2 separate regions of the Mus musculus genome follow, and region 1 is linked to region 2. A link is a loop called in an ENCODE intact Hi-C map of the cell type or tissue named here. Cell type or tissue: heart. All regions are shown on one strand.

Evidence for each region. Peaks named below come from ENCODE experiments on the same cell type or tissue, not always from the same donor. Only the 100,000 strongest peaks of a DNase experiment are listed, where the experiment ranks them.
Region 1: it touches region 2 in a loop (2.8-fold over the local background); 3 of 42 quality-filtered maps call a loop at or near these places.

The regions. Positions count from the first base shown.
Region 1 is chr5:111,321,269-111,329,268 of GRCm38, forward strand. No RefSeq gene overlaps it. Among named protein-coding and RNA genes, the nearest start is that of Pitpnb, 5.4 kb to the right of the region's middle. In heart, a CTCF peak has its summit at 4,756; no DNase peak of the experiment used is centred here.
Region 2 is chr5:110,777,518-110,785,517 of GRCm38, forward strand. Pus1 (pseudouridine synthase 1) reads right to left here and starts at 3,079. Exons shown (of 6, transcript NM_019700.4): 1 at 2,723-3,079; 2 at 2,170-2,380; 3 at 97-234. The coding sequence starts at 2,802. Ulk1 (unc-51 like kinase 1) reads right to left here. Exons shown (of 28, transcript NM_009469.3): 28 at 6,972-8,000. It overlaps Gm15559 (predicted gene 15559), which reads left to right. Exons shown (of 2, transcript NR_152254.1): 2 at 1-1,743. Gm26515 (a long non-coding RNA gene) reads left to right here and starts at 2,376. Exons shown (of 2, transcript XR_389515.4): 1 at 2,376-2,638; 2 at 2,989-3,547. In heart, no CTCF peak of the experiment used is centred here; DNase peaks (open chromatin) are centred at 2,314 and 3,104; H3K4me3 peaks cover 2,136 bases; H3K27ac peaks cover 2,137 bases.

The DNA.
Region 1 (8,000 bases), 540 kb after region 2:
CTAGTCTGATATCTGACAATCAGACTTCATACTAGAAAAACACTTTATTCTTGTCAAGGGAATAATTAGCCAAGAAGACATTATAATACTAAATATCTGTGTATCAAGCCCTAGTGTATACAGTTTCATACAAAACATACAAGTGGAAACAAAGACTAACACCAACCCAATAGCAGGTGATTTCAATCCGCAGCTTCCTCCGACAGACAGGTCACTGGACAACAACGGTGATAAAAAAAATAGAATTAAATGATACCATACAGGGATCTAACAGGTATCGCTACAGAATATTCCACCCAAACACTAAGGAATATACATCCTACTCAGTGGCTCTGGACAGCTTTTCTAAAATGGGCCACAGCCTGGGATACAAAATGAATCTACATCCTGTCTGACCATAATGCAATAAAACTTAAGATCAACAGCAAAAAAATCTCTAGTAAGTCCACAACTCACAGAGAGTGAACAAAAAAATTACTGATGATGATGAAATCATGAAAGAATTTTCTAAAATTCCTGGAACTAAACTAAAACAACAAAACCTATTAGGACACACTGGAAGCATCCATTTGAGAGAAATTCCTAGCTCTAAGTGCCTACATTAAAAAAAAATCAAATCAAGGGTGGGCAAGATGGCTCAGCGGGTAAGAACACTGACTACTCTTCCGAAGGTCCTGAGTTCAAATACCAGCAACCACATGGAGGCTCACAACCACCCATAATGAGATCTGATGCCCTCTTCTGGTGTGTCTGAAGACAGCTACAGTGTATTTATCTATAATAATAAATAAATCTTTGGGCTGGATCGAGTGGGATTGACCAGAACCAGCAGAGGTCCAAATTTCAATTCCCAACAACCACATAAAGGCTCACAACCATCTGTACAGCTACAGTGTACTCACATACATTTTCTTTTAAAAAAATCAGAATACAAATAAATTACTTGATGCAAATCAAGACCTTGGAAAAACAAGAACAAATCAAACTCAAATCCTGTAGATGGCTAGAAATAACAAAAATCAAGGCAGAAATTAATGAAATAGAAAAAAAGAATTAATTTAAAGACTAGTTCATTGAGAAGATATGCAAGATTGACAGACCCTTGGCCCAACTAACCAAGAAATAAAGAACCCAAATTAACAGATTCAGGAATGAACAAGAAAACTTTACAACAGACACCAAGAAAATTTAGATATTATAAGGTAATACTTTAAAAATCTGTACTCCATTAAATTGGAAAATCTAAAAGAAGTAGATAAATTCTAGGTTCATCCAAACCACAGAGATTAAACTAAGCAGAGACCAAAAACCTACACAGAAAGAAACGAGGAGACTGAAGCAGTTATAAAAACCCTTCGAACTAATAAGAATGCCAGGCACAGATGGATTCACAGTGAAATTTCATCAAAGATACTGGGATAGTTCAACATATGCAAGTCAATAAATGTAAAAAATCATAAATAGGCTTGAAGAGTTAGGAGTTTCTGCAGAGGATTCCATTTGCCCAGGAATCAAAGCCAACAATTAACGAGTGGTTCCTCACACTAGATAGCTTCTGTACAGCTAAAGAAACAATTAATTGAGTGGGAGAGAATATTCCCTAGCTATACATCCGACAGAGGAATAGTATCCAGAATATATAAAGAGCTAAAAAAAATTAAGAAAGCAATCCAATTTTAAATAAAAGGCTAAGAAATATCTCAATAAGTGTTTGCCACCCTTAACAATTAGGAAAATGAAAATTAAAACAACTCTGGGATTTAATCTCATCCCTAGTCAGAATGGCAAAGGGCTACAAAACAACTGAAAAGGGCTGTGATTGTAAGGGAGAGAACCTCAGTCACTGGTGTTGGGAATGCAAACTAAGTCAGCCACTCTGGAAAGCCCTGGGAAGAACCTGCAAAAAACCTAGATCTGTTATAAGACTCAGCAATACTGCTGGTGAAAGACTCCACATCCAACTCCACAGACACCTGCTCAGCCTTTCCCTGGCGGCTGCTGGAGTAATAGCCAGGAAATGGAAACAATGTACCGGTTCTCAGGAAATGGAAACAATGTACACGTCCTTCAGAGGGATGGTGCAAATGTGCTACACATACACAATGGAATAGGATTCAGCAGAGAGGAAAAGGAAAACCACGGAATTTGCAGGTAATGGACAAACCTGGGATATATTATATCCCAGACCCAGAAAGACAAGCGCCCCATGTTCTCTCTCACCTGTGTTTTCTACATCCATATCTTCAGATCAGTAAATAACCTGGAGTAACCACAGACCAGGAAAGTGAAAAGGAACCATAGGAGAGGAAGGGAGCTCTAGAGAGAGAAACATCAGGAAGGTACAGGTGGCATGAAGAGAGAAACGGAAAAACCAAAACCAGGGGGCTTTAAATGGGGAGGGACCATGGGCAACAAACAATACAGGAGAGGGAAGGAGGAGGAGCAAAAATACCTACTAAGGACATTTGAAAAAAGACACAGAATTGTTACATGTATAATATAATACATATAAGTGACTTAAGTCAACCTACCCCAGTTAGGGTGAGAATACTCCTACCAAGAGCCATAGATTGTCTAATAAAACACTCAGGACCTGGCATGAGAAACCTTTTGAATTGTCAGGGGAGCACAAGAGACTCCCCTCGACCCCTGCAACAATACAGCCTTTTGCTATTGCCCTTGGCTGCCTCCTAGAAGTTGTAGGTAAGCCTCTATTGCTGAAGACGTCACCTATGCGCTTTGGACAAAATATGTGAGCCGGACCTAACCTGAAAGCTTACCCTCCGAGTATTAGGTTTCACTGTAGTGAAATGAGGCATGCAAGCACCTAAGAGAGGAAAGCAATCAACAGACCCACCGAGCTTTGGTGTTTTGAACCATAACAAGGACTAACGGGCAAGGTATCCCTAAATGTGCAATGTCATGGCAGTAAATACTGATGGCTCTTCTTGGTTGTCAGTTTGACTACATCTACCAAGTGACAAGGGAAGGTGCTAGCTTTGAGTAGGGCACAGGACAGGAGAAGACTCTTCAACAGGTCCAGGCTGCTCTCCCACTTGGATGGTATGATCCAGGAGACCCGATGGTACTTGAAGTAGCAGTGGCAGACAGGGATGCTATTTAGAGCCTTTGGTAGGTCCCTATAGGTGAATCACAAAGGAGATTCTTGGAATTGTGGAGCAAGGATTTACCATCCTGCAGACAACCATTCTCCCTTGGAGAGACAGTTCTTGGCTTGCTATTGGGCCTTAGTGAAAACTTGAACTTTTGACAATAGGTCACCACCAGATTATCCTGTGGCCTGAGCTGTCTGTCCATCATGAGCTAGGTATTATCTGACTCATAAAGTAGGAGATGCATATCAGCTATCTATTATCAAATGGATATGTAATGTAGTCATGCCTGAGCAGGTCCTGAGGGCAAAAGCAAGGTACAGGAAGAAGTTGCCCAATTTGTTTTCTACTCCTGTTCCAATGGGGTCTACTGCCAAGCATGCACCTACAGCCTCATGGAGTGTACCCTATGATAGGTTGACTGAGGAAGAGAAGACAAGGGCCTGGTTTGGTGGTAGCTCTACATGTTTTGCAAGAACCACCCAGAAGTGGATAGCTAAATCATTGCAACCCCTGGGATATCCCTGAAAGTTGCCAGTGAAGGAAAAAATCTTCACACTGGGCAGAACTCTGGGTAGTACATGTGGTTGTACATTCTGCTTGAAAGGAGAAATGGACAGATTGACATGTACTGATTCACGGTCTGGAACCAATGGATTGGCTGGATAAGGTTGGGGAGTTGGAAATAACATGATTGGAAAATTGGTGAGAAAGACATTTGGGGAAGAAGTATCTGGATAGACCTCTTTGAATTGGCAAAGGATGTAAAAATACTTGTACCCCATGTAAATGATCATCAAAAGGTGACTTCAGCAGAGGAAGAGTTCAGTAATGAAGTAGATAGGATGGCCTGTTCATTGAACAGTCAGCCTCTTTCCCCAGCATTCCCTGTTATTGCCCAATGCGCAGATGAACAGAGTAGCCATGGTGGCAGAGATGGGGGTTATACATGAACTCGACAACATGGACTTCCACTTACCAAGGCTCTGGCTACAGCTGTTAATGAGTGCCAGATCTGCCAATAGCAGAGAACAACACTCAGCCCTAGATAAGGCACAATTGCCCATGAGCACCCAGTGACCTAGTGGCAGGTTGACTATGTTGGACGACTTCTTCTGTGGAAAGCAAAATGCTTTGTCTTTACTAGACTAGATAAATTAAATATGGGCTTGCCTTTCTTGAATGTAATGCTTCTGCCAGCACTACCAGTCATGGAATTACAGAATGCCTTATCCACCATCACGGTATTCTGCACAGTACTGCTTCTGACCAAGGAACTTACTAGACAGTTCAAAGAAGTTTATCAGTGGGGCCGTGCTCATGAAATCACTGGCCTTATCATAATTATGGACTGAACACCTGGAACTGTAAGTCAGCTCCAGTGAAATGCTGTCCCTATAAGAGTTGCTTTGGTCATGGTATCTGATCATAGCAATGGAAACCCTCCATAAATCAGGAGATGAAAAGGGTGTGTGGGGGGAAGGGGATTTTACTCATGTTCACTGACCCACTGGGAAAACGTTTGTTTCCTGTGTTTGCTAACTTAAACAAGTTCTGCAGACCTAGAAGTATTGGTTCTAGAGGTGGGAATACTTTGCCAGGAAAGACAACAAACATTCCACTCAACAGGGGGAGCTCTGATGCCCTTAAGGCAACAAGCTAAGAAAGGGATAACAAATTACCAGAGAAATCCAAATTTACATGAGTGTTTCTATCTTGTTAACTGTGTTTGTGCAGATCTGTGTGTTCTTTTTCCTTAATTTCCTTATCATATAATGCAACATTAATTGAGATAATTATCAGTAGTTATCATTAGGTCTCATACCCTGGACAAATGGTTGAGGTACCTATGTGACATATCAAAGCAGACCTGGCTACCAGGTTCCCCTAACATCCCCAGTTCCTACCTGTTACAGGACATGGCTGGCATACCCCATTCCTTAAACTTCTCCAGCCCAGGGGCTGGGCTGCCCTTTCCCCCAGCTTTTGGTCTGGCTCTCCCCTCCTGCTCTCCTCACATGAACCAGCTCAGGGTTATGTTCATTCTGGAATCTCCCAGACATCCCTGCCTCTGACTATGTTCCTCCTTAATCTATAATAAACCTCCTCCACCACCATACAAAGGGGCAGTCATGTCCTTCTTTCTCTCTCTCTCTCTTCTTTCTTTCTGTTCTGCTATCATACTCATAAGATTTGAGATACTAAAAAAAGTCCCTCAAAAGACACTGCCACCTATTCTAAAATATATAATGCATTTGTGGTTGTTTGCAGTTATATTGTGTTAGGCATAATTGTGGCTTGGTTGCTTTCATTTGGAAATTAAGCATGGTGTAAGGAGACATGATTGTGTGTCAAGTGGACAAGAGGTGGACTTTCAACGGATATTCTTGGATGTCAACCTTACTACATTTGGAATTAACTAAGAGCCCAGTCACTGTTGACATGGACATTTCTGGTAGTGTCATGTGATACAGACTCATATGGTGTTTTGCTAAGGCAAGATCCACGGGAGGACATGTGATGTCTGGAGGGAGTATAAATAGGACCCGACGGACAGCTATTGCACACTTGCATAGACAGCCTTACAACGCTTCTTTGGTCTTTGCCTTTGCTGATCTTCACTTCATTGGGAGAGGTGCTGTAGAGAACTTCTGGTGCCCCTGCTGGATTTAGTGGTGTCCTCCAACTTGTGCCAATTCAGCAGAGGCCTGGCTGTTTCTGCTGGACTGTGCCACCGCTGCTGACTGTGTTTGGTATCCTGACGAATGGAGATGGGGATCACCCCCAAAGACCTACTTCTAAACAGGTGCACATGCCCTGGTCCTAGTTACCATCTTCCCTCCCTTACTTTTCGACAGTGAGCTAGAAGGGGGGGTGACGTCTTTGAGAAGCCTTATTACAGTAGGTTTTGAAACCTGCACACCGTGCACACCTGTGAGGGATTTTAGTTAAGTGGATCACTTGTGGTCAGAAGACCTACCTTAAACCTGGGCCACACTTCCTGGTGACCCCACATAAAGGACAAGGAGAAAAGCAGCTTTCCTCTTGGCCTGCTTGCCCTGGCTCTCATTCACTAGCATTGGAGCCATACCTCAGGATTAGGACAGATTCTGAAGACCAGCTGAGACATCCAGCCTCGCGGTCTGAACAACTATTCATATATATTTATTCTATCAGTTCTGTTCCTTACGAATACAGTAACCAGCAACAGTCTAATTGGACAAAGGCCCGATTAACAGGAAGGAAATGACGCTGGTACTGGAAACAGAGCCAACTCCACGTGGCTAGGGGAGCAATGGATCTTGGAGGAGACTACAACTGCCACTCTATATTTACCTGCAGAATCCCTAACTGCGTTCTAAGTCCTTATCCTTATACCAGCAGATAAGAGTACATATCTCACCCCTATTCAAAGAAGATCCTTTTTTTTACAGCAGCAGGAGACCATTACAGAAAGTCACAAGTGGTCAATATGCACAGGGCACTGACATGCTGATACACCCACAACACAATTCTTTTGTTGTTGTTTTTTCAAGACAGGGTTTCTCTGTGTATCCCTGGCTGTCCTGGAACTCACTCTGTAGACCAGGCTGGCCTTGAACTCAGAAATCTGCCTTCCTCTGCCTCCCAAGTGCCAGGATTAAAGGCGTACTCCACCGCTGTCCCTGGCGACAACACAATTCTTGCAAGATTCTTTACTGCAGGTATCTTGAAGTCAATGAGCCAGGATTCAGGCCCAGGTTTTCAATTCCTTTAATACCGAGGGAACATGATAGAAGGGGGTGGTGGGAAGATTGCTGAAGTCAGAAAGTTGGCTTGAGATCGTGCCTTCTCCTAAATTTCAACCTGGCTGCCTTAACAATGCTGGAACAATTCCAATGACACTTGACATCCCAAGGTAGATGGAAAAAAATCTTACCCACACCCCTAGATGAAGATCTATGGGCAATTAACAACTGCACTCCAGACAGAAGCAAACAGAGAATTAGTCTTCCCTAGGAAGAGACCTCTGACTGGTTATCTAATACTGAGTGGTTAGCCCTAAAAACTTATACATGCAGGCAACACTGAATTGACTCACAGGTTGCATGTATGTACATATGTATTATGATGTATAGGTATGTGTTTGGTTTTTCTAGACAGGGTTTCTGTGTAGACCAGGCTGGCCTTGAACTCAGAGATCAGTTTGCCTCTACCTCCCAAGTGCTGGGATTAAAGGTGTGCACCACCACGCCCGGCCAAAAAAAATGCTTTGTGTTTATATGCTCATTCATTTATATGTAATAATAGTGATAAAAGACCTTGAGTTTGGGAGAGAAGAATGTGGTCAGACATGGGAGTGTAGGAGAGGGAGGGGAGAAATGAAGTTATTATTATATATCAATTTTAAGAACTATATGAAATTAAAAAAGTTATGTGTATTATTTCCTGGAAGTGGAGTTACAGGTGGCTTCCTAGTCTTCTGCAAGAGTAGTCATCTCTTCAACCTCTCTTTGGCTTTCCTTTTTAATTTACTGTTGCTGATCCCTGATAGTTTTTATATGGTTTTCATTCAAAAACCTTCTATTACCATGTGATATGTATAGGTGCTTCATGTAATTTTGGCTTTTTTGTGGTGTTTAAGACTGAACTCAAGCTGGGCGGGGTGGCACACGCCTTTAATCCTAGCACTTGGGAGGCAGAGGCAGAGGCAGAGGCAGAGGCAGGCGGATTTTTGAGTTCGAGGCCAGCTCTGTCTACAGAGTGAGTTCCAGGACAGCCAGAGCTATACAGAGAAACCCTGCCTCAAAAAAATCAAAAGGACTGAACTCACTGCTAGGACATTAGGCAAGTACTCTATAAACTGAGCTACATTTTCAGTCCCTTCCTACTTTTTATTCTCTAAAC
Region 2 (8,000 bases):
GACTCAACAGTCATGACCACCTGGCTAGGATCCCTTCTGACAGGTGGACCCTGAGACCATGGGACAGTAGAAGCCGCAGGCAAGTAGGACACATACCTTGTCTGTTCGAGCACACCGCTGGAAGGACATCTTCCTCATATCTGTGCCATGGTTTTCAGGGATACAACCTGCCTGGACTAAGGCCGATACCAAGTCATCTTCGATGGTCCTGAACTGGGAGGACCCCAGATTCCTCTAAAGAAAAAAGGGGATAACCTGTTTTCATGAGCTCTCAGGACAGATGCACTCCAGAAAGCTGACCATCACTTCTGCAACCAGCTCCAGCGTTGTGCCTCTCAGCCTTCCCTAACCCTATGTTTATGGTGTCCTTGACCCCGTGAGGTCAGACACCACGTCAGCATCCCACCAATCCTCACAATAGAGACTAGGTCCAAGACTCTCAGGGAAAAACCTTCCCACGTGGATAGCAGGGCATGTGAACACTTCAACCACGCTCCCTGGCTGAGACAGTCTTTTCATAGCCTGCTCTACCCATTGTGTCCCGTTGCCACAGACGAAGTCAGGAACACTTCCCAAGCGACATAAAAAGACCAGAACAAAAAGTGAACACAAGCCTCACTTAGCAACGTGAGACGGGCATCTCTGTCATACCTCAAGTGGGTAAAGAGAGATAAACAGGATATTTACTGAGAAAAGAGAGCCTTTAAAAAAAACAAAAAACTCGCACTGTCAGAACCACTCCCCAAAAGCAGACCAGTCGCCCCAGAAGCAGTGCAGTCTGCGCTTCCTCAGGAATGCCACAGCCTAGGCCACGTGAAAGCCCTGTCCAGCCCGAAGGCACGCTGAGTTTCACTGCTGAAGCCTATGTGTTTCTCACTGGAGAGGGACAAAGCCTGACTGTAGCCCAGACTATCCTTGAACTTGGCAATCCTCCTGCAGCAACTTCCCGGATGCCAGGAAGACCGGCTATGCAGCACCATCCCAGTCGGGCTACATGACACCGCTGTCATTCATTCTCAAAGTCACCATAATGTCTGGTCAGACTCCGTTCCGGAGCCACTGTTCTGGTTGGACACCTCACAGCAACGAACTCCACCCTGTGGCTCAAGATCAAGGTTTTAAAAAGTGGGGAAAGTGACCAGAGAGACGGCTCAGCAGTTAAGAGCACTGGCAGCTCTTCTAGAGGACTGGACTTGATTCTCAGCACCCAGATGGCAGCTCACAAATGCCTGTCACTCCAGCCCCAGGGGATGGTACACCCTCTCCTGGCCTGTGAGCAGAACGTGCACACAGCACACAGACAAGCAGGCAGGCAAACCACCCATATACACCGAAGAAATTAAAAGGTTCAAATTTGTCTTAGAGAAAATTACAAATTCAAACAATGGAGTTGAAGGGGTTTGCAACCCCATAGGAAGAACAATATTAGCCAACCAGACCTCCTGGAGCTCCCAGGGACTAAGCCATCAACCAAGGAGTACACATGTCTCCAGCTGCATATGTAGCAGAGGGTGGCCTTGTCAGACATTAATGAGAAGAAAGGTCCTCGGTCCTATGAAGGCTAGATAGATGCTCCAGTCCAGTGTAGGGGAATCGAGGGCAGGGAGGTGGGAGTGGGATGGGTGGAGGAACACCCTCATAGAAGCAGGGGGGATGGGATAGGGGTTTCCGGGAGTGGGGAAAACAGGGAAAGGGGATAACATTTGAAATGTAAATAAAATATCCAATTTTTTTTTTAAAAGGAAATGTCAACAGCAGAGGTGACAAGAATGAACAAGATTCTACCCACACTGGGGGTGGGAAGGATGCTTTCATAAGAGAGAGAACCTAGCTTGCCCCTGGCCCCTCAGGATGCTGAACAGGTAGCACCTGGCAGCAATCTGGTCCCCACATTCAGTAAATCTGCCCATGTCACACAGTTCCCCAGGTACTGTGCAGGCAGCACCCTAACAATGAAGACTCACTGCTCCCAAGGTCACATGTGAATCAGCTCCCATAGTGGAAGAAAACCACCCAAACCTCTTACGGAGGATTCTGTGGATTTTTGGTTTTTGTTTTGCTTGTTTTTGTTTTTTTTTTTACTGTTTCCTGGGATGGGCCTGGCTCTGAGTAGCATCAGGGAACCAAGGGCTGCCTCAGGTAGGGGCTTCTAGCCGCAGCCCTCCTCACCTGCATGCCGTGGTAGCCCTTGCCCGAGTAGGCCATGAGCAGCACAATTTTTCGCTTTGGCAGCTTGCGTGGGGGCTCTTCATCCTCGCCGCCCTTGACCCTCTTTGCAGGATGCTCCGTCTCCTCCCAGACCCAGCCACCTCGGCCCTTCCTGTCCGGTTGGTGTGAGGCCAGCGCTGGTGGCACCTTGTTTCCAGCCATAGGCGGCAGGCTGAGAAAAACAGGCATGAGTGACCAAGGTGGTAAAAGCGGTTTAAAAAAAAAAAAAAAAAAAACAGAACCCTGCTCTGCCTGCCTCAGCGGTCTCTGAAAGACCTTGCCCAAAGACAAACCAACCAGCCTGGTTCATCAATGACAAGAGTGACTGAGGTTGGACAACAGCGGCAACTCGGGCGGAGTTTGAACTGGACACACAGGGAGGCAGTGCTCTGGCGGGGCAGTACAAGGCAGCGATGGAAACAAGACACAGGTAAGCAAGGAGAGGCAGACAGCTCAGGACAGTCTTGGGTTCTCAGTACAGAGGTCTCAGTACAGAGGTCGCGGAAGTCTTTACCCGGGCACGCGCGGGCCTGGGCGCGCCGTCCACCGTCCCCAGTTTCTCAGCAGTGCGGCCCACAGGCGGGGGAAGCCCATGCGCTGCGGGGTGGCGGGCACCGACCCCGGACCTCAGCGATCCCCTCCGAACTCTGCAGCCCCGAAATCCCTGCCCTGTCTTCCAGATGTCTTGGCTCTGACCCTGCGGCGCCCCAGATCCTAGGCTGACCTGTGACCCCCGCAGCCCCTGCCCACCCCCATCCAACACCACCACCCCGTCCTTAGAGATCGCGCAGCCGGCGCGCTCGAGGAGGGAGGAAAGTCCCGCCGGACCCACTCACGGCGCCGCGGAACCCCCGAAGCTGACCACGTGCACGAAGGCGGAAGCGGGCAACGTTGGAAGGCGGCCGAAGGCGGACAAAAGTCTTTCTGGGACGCGCCTAGCGGGGTGGACCCAGTGGGTGGGGCTTCCCACCAGGATCCAAGCCAGTCTAGATGCCGTTTTCCAGAGAGGGGAAAGGCTCTACGTCGGCGTGGCTTGAAAAGTGAAACAACCTCATTAAAATGTGCAGGTTAGGAATGCACCAGGGAGCCACTCAGCAGGTAATAACTGCAGATGCATAGATAGTCCCAGCACCGACTCAGTGCTACTGAGCAGGCCCTTGCCTGGCCCATGGCACCAACCCTGGCATTGGGAGGTCACAGATGCTCTCGCAGTTACACCACTGGCTTTGTGGTGTGTGGACCATCAAGTTTCCCAGCATTTGTTATTTCCAGAAGCTGCTCCAATTTCCGGACGCTGTTGTGTTTAATGACATAAAACCTTCTCATTATGTAGCCCTGACCCGCCTGGAAATCTCTCTCGTATATATCCTCCCAGATGCTGGGATTAAAGGTGTGTACCACCATACACAGCTCCTGTCCTCCAACTTTTGGCAACCCTCCAGCCTCAGCCTCCCAAGAGCTGGGATTACAAATGTGAGTCACCACATCTGACTTCACACGTTACTCTTATTTTTCTAATTTTGCCAAAGAGTGATGCACAAACAACATGAAACCTGGACATGCAGCCATGGGCACCTAAGCCCCAGTTCCTTCTCTGTGACTTCATTCCCCCCATTTTCAGGCTGTCTGATTCACCCTGAGCATTCTCACCTTTGAGAATGTATGTACCTTTGTCACTCTTCCAGAGATGAGGAGTTTTGCCAATCCCTGCTTCCATCCTTGCAGCCGCTCGTCCTTCCTACACCCATCTGGCTGACCCGGGATACTCCCCTGCTCAGACTCTTGGCTTCATTAGGTTTAAAGCCACACACGGAGACTTGGGGAACTGGGCTGGACACTTCTGAGGACCATGACTTGAGGTGACCACAGCTTGAAATGGGATAGGGAGCCTCATGTGTATGCAGGGGGAAAAACATAATCCAAGGGGACTAGGGACCAGTGCAAAGGCCCAGGGGCAGCAGTGTGCCACAGTGTGGCCAACCTAGCTCAGAACCTGCTCCTTCCTATAGGTAGAGTAATAGGGGCCAGCATTGACACTTCTGGAGTCTACAGTTAGGGAAACCACAGGGATGTCTGGTAACAGAAAGTAGTAGAAACAAAACCAGGAATCAGTAGCCTTATGGGTCTTGGCTGTGATCCCTATTCAATTGGGATCCCACTGGGCGTTGGGAGGCAAAGCCTCACAAAGGGACCTGGGGAAGAAGGGCTAACAGGAAGAAGGAACTGCCTGTGCTGAAGACTTCCAGATAGTTCACTCCACCCTGGTTCCGCACGTACTGGGGAAGGGCCCCCACGGAAAGTCCTTCCACCCCAGTATCTCTTCCTTCACCTTGCTACAGAAAGCCTTGATGTGTGTGTCTGCTGTCTAGGTGTGGCCTCTCCCTTTGATATGAGCGTGTCATGGAAGCAACCATGCAGGTCCCTAGATGTGGGAGGCATGAAGGTCTTTGTGCTCACAGATAAATACTAGCAGAATCCAGAAAGTTAAACACGCATGGTTATTCCTTCAAGGGAAGGAAATGCAAACCCTGTTTTCTGCCCAGAAGGCTGAGTCACCTTTGTGCTGTAAAAGTGCTACAGACATTTCTGGCACTGCACCTTTCTCCAGACCCCTGTCGTAAATTTGTTTTTCTCCATCAATCTATAGAACCTATCAGTATAGACTTTACAGAGTTTCAATGTAGTCATGTCCTATCTGTATTTAGCTCCCTTTGTTACTCAAGGAGCTTTATGTATGCATTGTTGTACATGTGGATTTGCGTCAATTACCACCAGAATTATTTTCATCAAACTGTGCCATGCTTGTACATGCCTAAAAGAAACCACGTGTTGTCAGACTCCAGAAGTTCAAACCAACAATGGCTACTGAGTTCTGTAGAACTGAACCGCCTCCTTGCCTCACAGTCACTCTGATCACTGTTCAGGTCGCAGGGAACCTTGTACCTCAACCAGTCAGCCAGGTCCACTCCAGGACTCCACTATGTATCCACCCCAGCACAGTCATATGAACATAGATGTTCAATATTTTCTAAAGAAATCCCAGGGTCAGGGTTCAAGAGAATGATCAGGCCGAACGGGAGTTACAAGACAGCACTCAGTTCTGTACTGCAGTGACAGTGGCACATCACTGTTCAAGTATCCTGGTTTGTCTGGGTGTGGTGGCGCGGGTGTCAGGTTAGTAATGGGGAGGCTGTGGCAGAACAATCAAAAGTTCAAAGCCAGCATAAATTTCACCAGATTCTGTCTCATAGAAAGGGACAGCGAAATGCCTCATCACAGGGACCAGAGTTCAGACCTCAGCGCACACATCAGATCATAAAAATCTCTTAACTTCAGCACAGAGGGATGCAACAGCCTCTCCTGACTTTCTCCAGTGCCTGCACCTAAGTGCACAGACACACACACATACAAAATAGTTAAGGGTCTACAGATATAGCACAATAGTGAAACACTCGCATAGCACGTGAGGCTCTTGGTCTACTGTAGCACCAAACCCAAAGATGCTAACAAGAATTATCAGCTGCAAGAAGGAAAAACAGGACCTCCCCATGTCTCTCTATAAACCTAAAACTGCTCCAGGCGTGGTAACACCATGCCTGCATTCCATGCACTGGGCAGGGTGTGGCAGGATTGGGAGTTCAAAGCCAACCACAGCTAGTGAGTTAAACTATCTGGCAGGCTCTGACTGCTCTCCCAAGGGTCATGCATGAATTCAATTCTCAGCAACCACACGGTGGCTTACAAGCGTCTGTAATGGGATCTGAAGTCCTCGTGCGGTGGGTGTGTCCGAAGACAGTTACAGTGTATTTACTATATATAAAATAAATAAAACCTTTTAACCACTGACACCTGAAACAATGTCTCAACAGGGCATAAAAATAAAACATGGACTCCATGAACATGTGATATCTTGGATTAGTTTACTATGATATATAGGTATTACTATACCTAATAATTTTTATCCTGCGAAGATAATACAGATGTAAGATGAAAGCATTACATCTAGATGTTTGCTTGGGATACCAATGCCAGAGCAAGCAAAGGGAACCACAGGCAGATCAAGGAAGTTTTCTGAGAAAAACAAAAAACCCAAATGTGTGTAGCATAGGCAAAGTAAAACCAGGCACAGTGATATACATCTGTGATTCCAACACCTAAAAGCAGGATTGGTTGTTGAACATAGCATGTTTGCAGCCTGCCTAGACTATAGAGAGCCTGACTTAAGGGGCTGGAGAGCACAGAGGATTGGAACAAATAAAGCATACAGAGTGGCCAATGGTTTATAGAAGATTAGTGCTGGGAAACTGCACCTCAGAGCATACTTGCTAAAGTTTAGAATAAAATGACAAGTGAAGCCAGGTGCAATGGGGTGCCCGACAGTCCCTGCTATGAAGTCTGAGGCAGAGAACAGAAGATCATCTGAGCCTAGGAATCAAAGACCCTGTCTCTCAAAATGGGGAAGGTTCATTATCAATGATGCTCCACTCTAGGGGGCCTGGAGAATTGCCCCACCCTCTCTGGATCCTCACCTGACCCAGTGGGAACTGTTGTTTCCTGGGTGATACAATGAACCCACCCAGCTATCCCTGGATCAAACTGAGGCTTGCTTCCGGTGCTGAGCAAGCCACCACACCACCGGCACCGTGAAGTACTACTGGACTCAATCTGGCTGGGGGACACAGGCAACCTGCCCAGACAGACCTGAAGGCACACCCGGCTCCTGGAGGGACAGTGGCACCCCAGGATGAAATTGACACCACATAAATAATTCCAATTTTTATTTTCTTAAACTGATATGACACAGTGAAACACAAAAGGGGGAGACTCACAAAATTCATCTTAAAATTGACAGGCCTGAGCACTGCTTTCATGAGCAGGTTTGGCTCATACCACACACAGCCAGCCACACACACACACAGCCACCCAGGAGCCTTTCAGGAACCAGGTGGTGGGTCAGGAATCCCTGCACTAGCCTCCCTGGTGGCTCTGGGTTCCAGTTGGCCACAAAGCAATAAATACAACATGTTACATGCAAGGGAGGTCATAGGGTGACTAAGGAAGAGACTGGTCTTAGAGATCTGCTTTCTTGTACAACTCTTGTACAACCAAGCACAGTGGCAATATTTCAAGTATTGCAAAGAAAAACGTGTGTGTGTGTGTGTGTGTGTGGCCTATAACTCTGAAACCCCACATCAGCTTGTGGACACTCAGATACTTTCAAGTATGCATGAACAGAGCCGTGACAAAGGACTGGCAGGTCAGGGAGGCTGGGAAGGTATTAGCATGTGTCCACCCTGGAGCCTGGAAGACGAGCTTCAGCACAGATCCTGAAGGCCACCAAGCACAGGAGCCAGACTGACAGGAAAGCTCCACAGGGGACATGTTTGCATATGTTATTCTTCACCCACACCTCCACTGCACAGGGAGGACGGCACCTGGGCACTGCCTTTTCTGCCGCCCTTCCAGGGAAAGTTAATAGAGATAGCCAGCAGCACACTCGCTCTGGCACATGCTACAGCCTCAGCCACACAGCGGGCACCGTCTCCTACAAGGACAACATCCAGTGTGATACCTGGCCTGCCCTGCCTCCGCCCTTTCAATCCTTAAACATCTGAAGTTTCCTTTTATGAACAAAAACTGAGTTGGGAGGGTGGAGACACATCTTAGGAGTAAAGTGTGGAAGTTGAGGAGTTTTAACAAGCATGGGTGGTGCTTCACACAATGAACTGTCTGTCCCTAATGAACATTTAAACGTGAGGACTATCTCTCCCTCAGGAGGCAAGCCTGTTGCT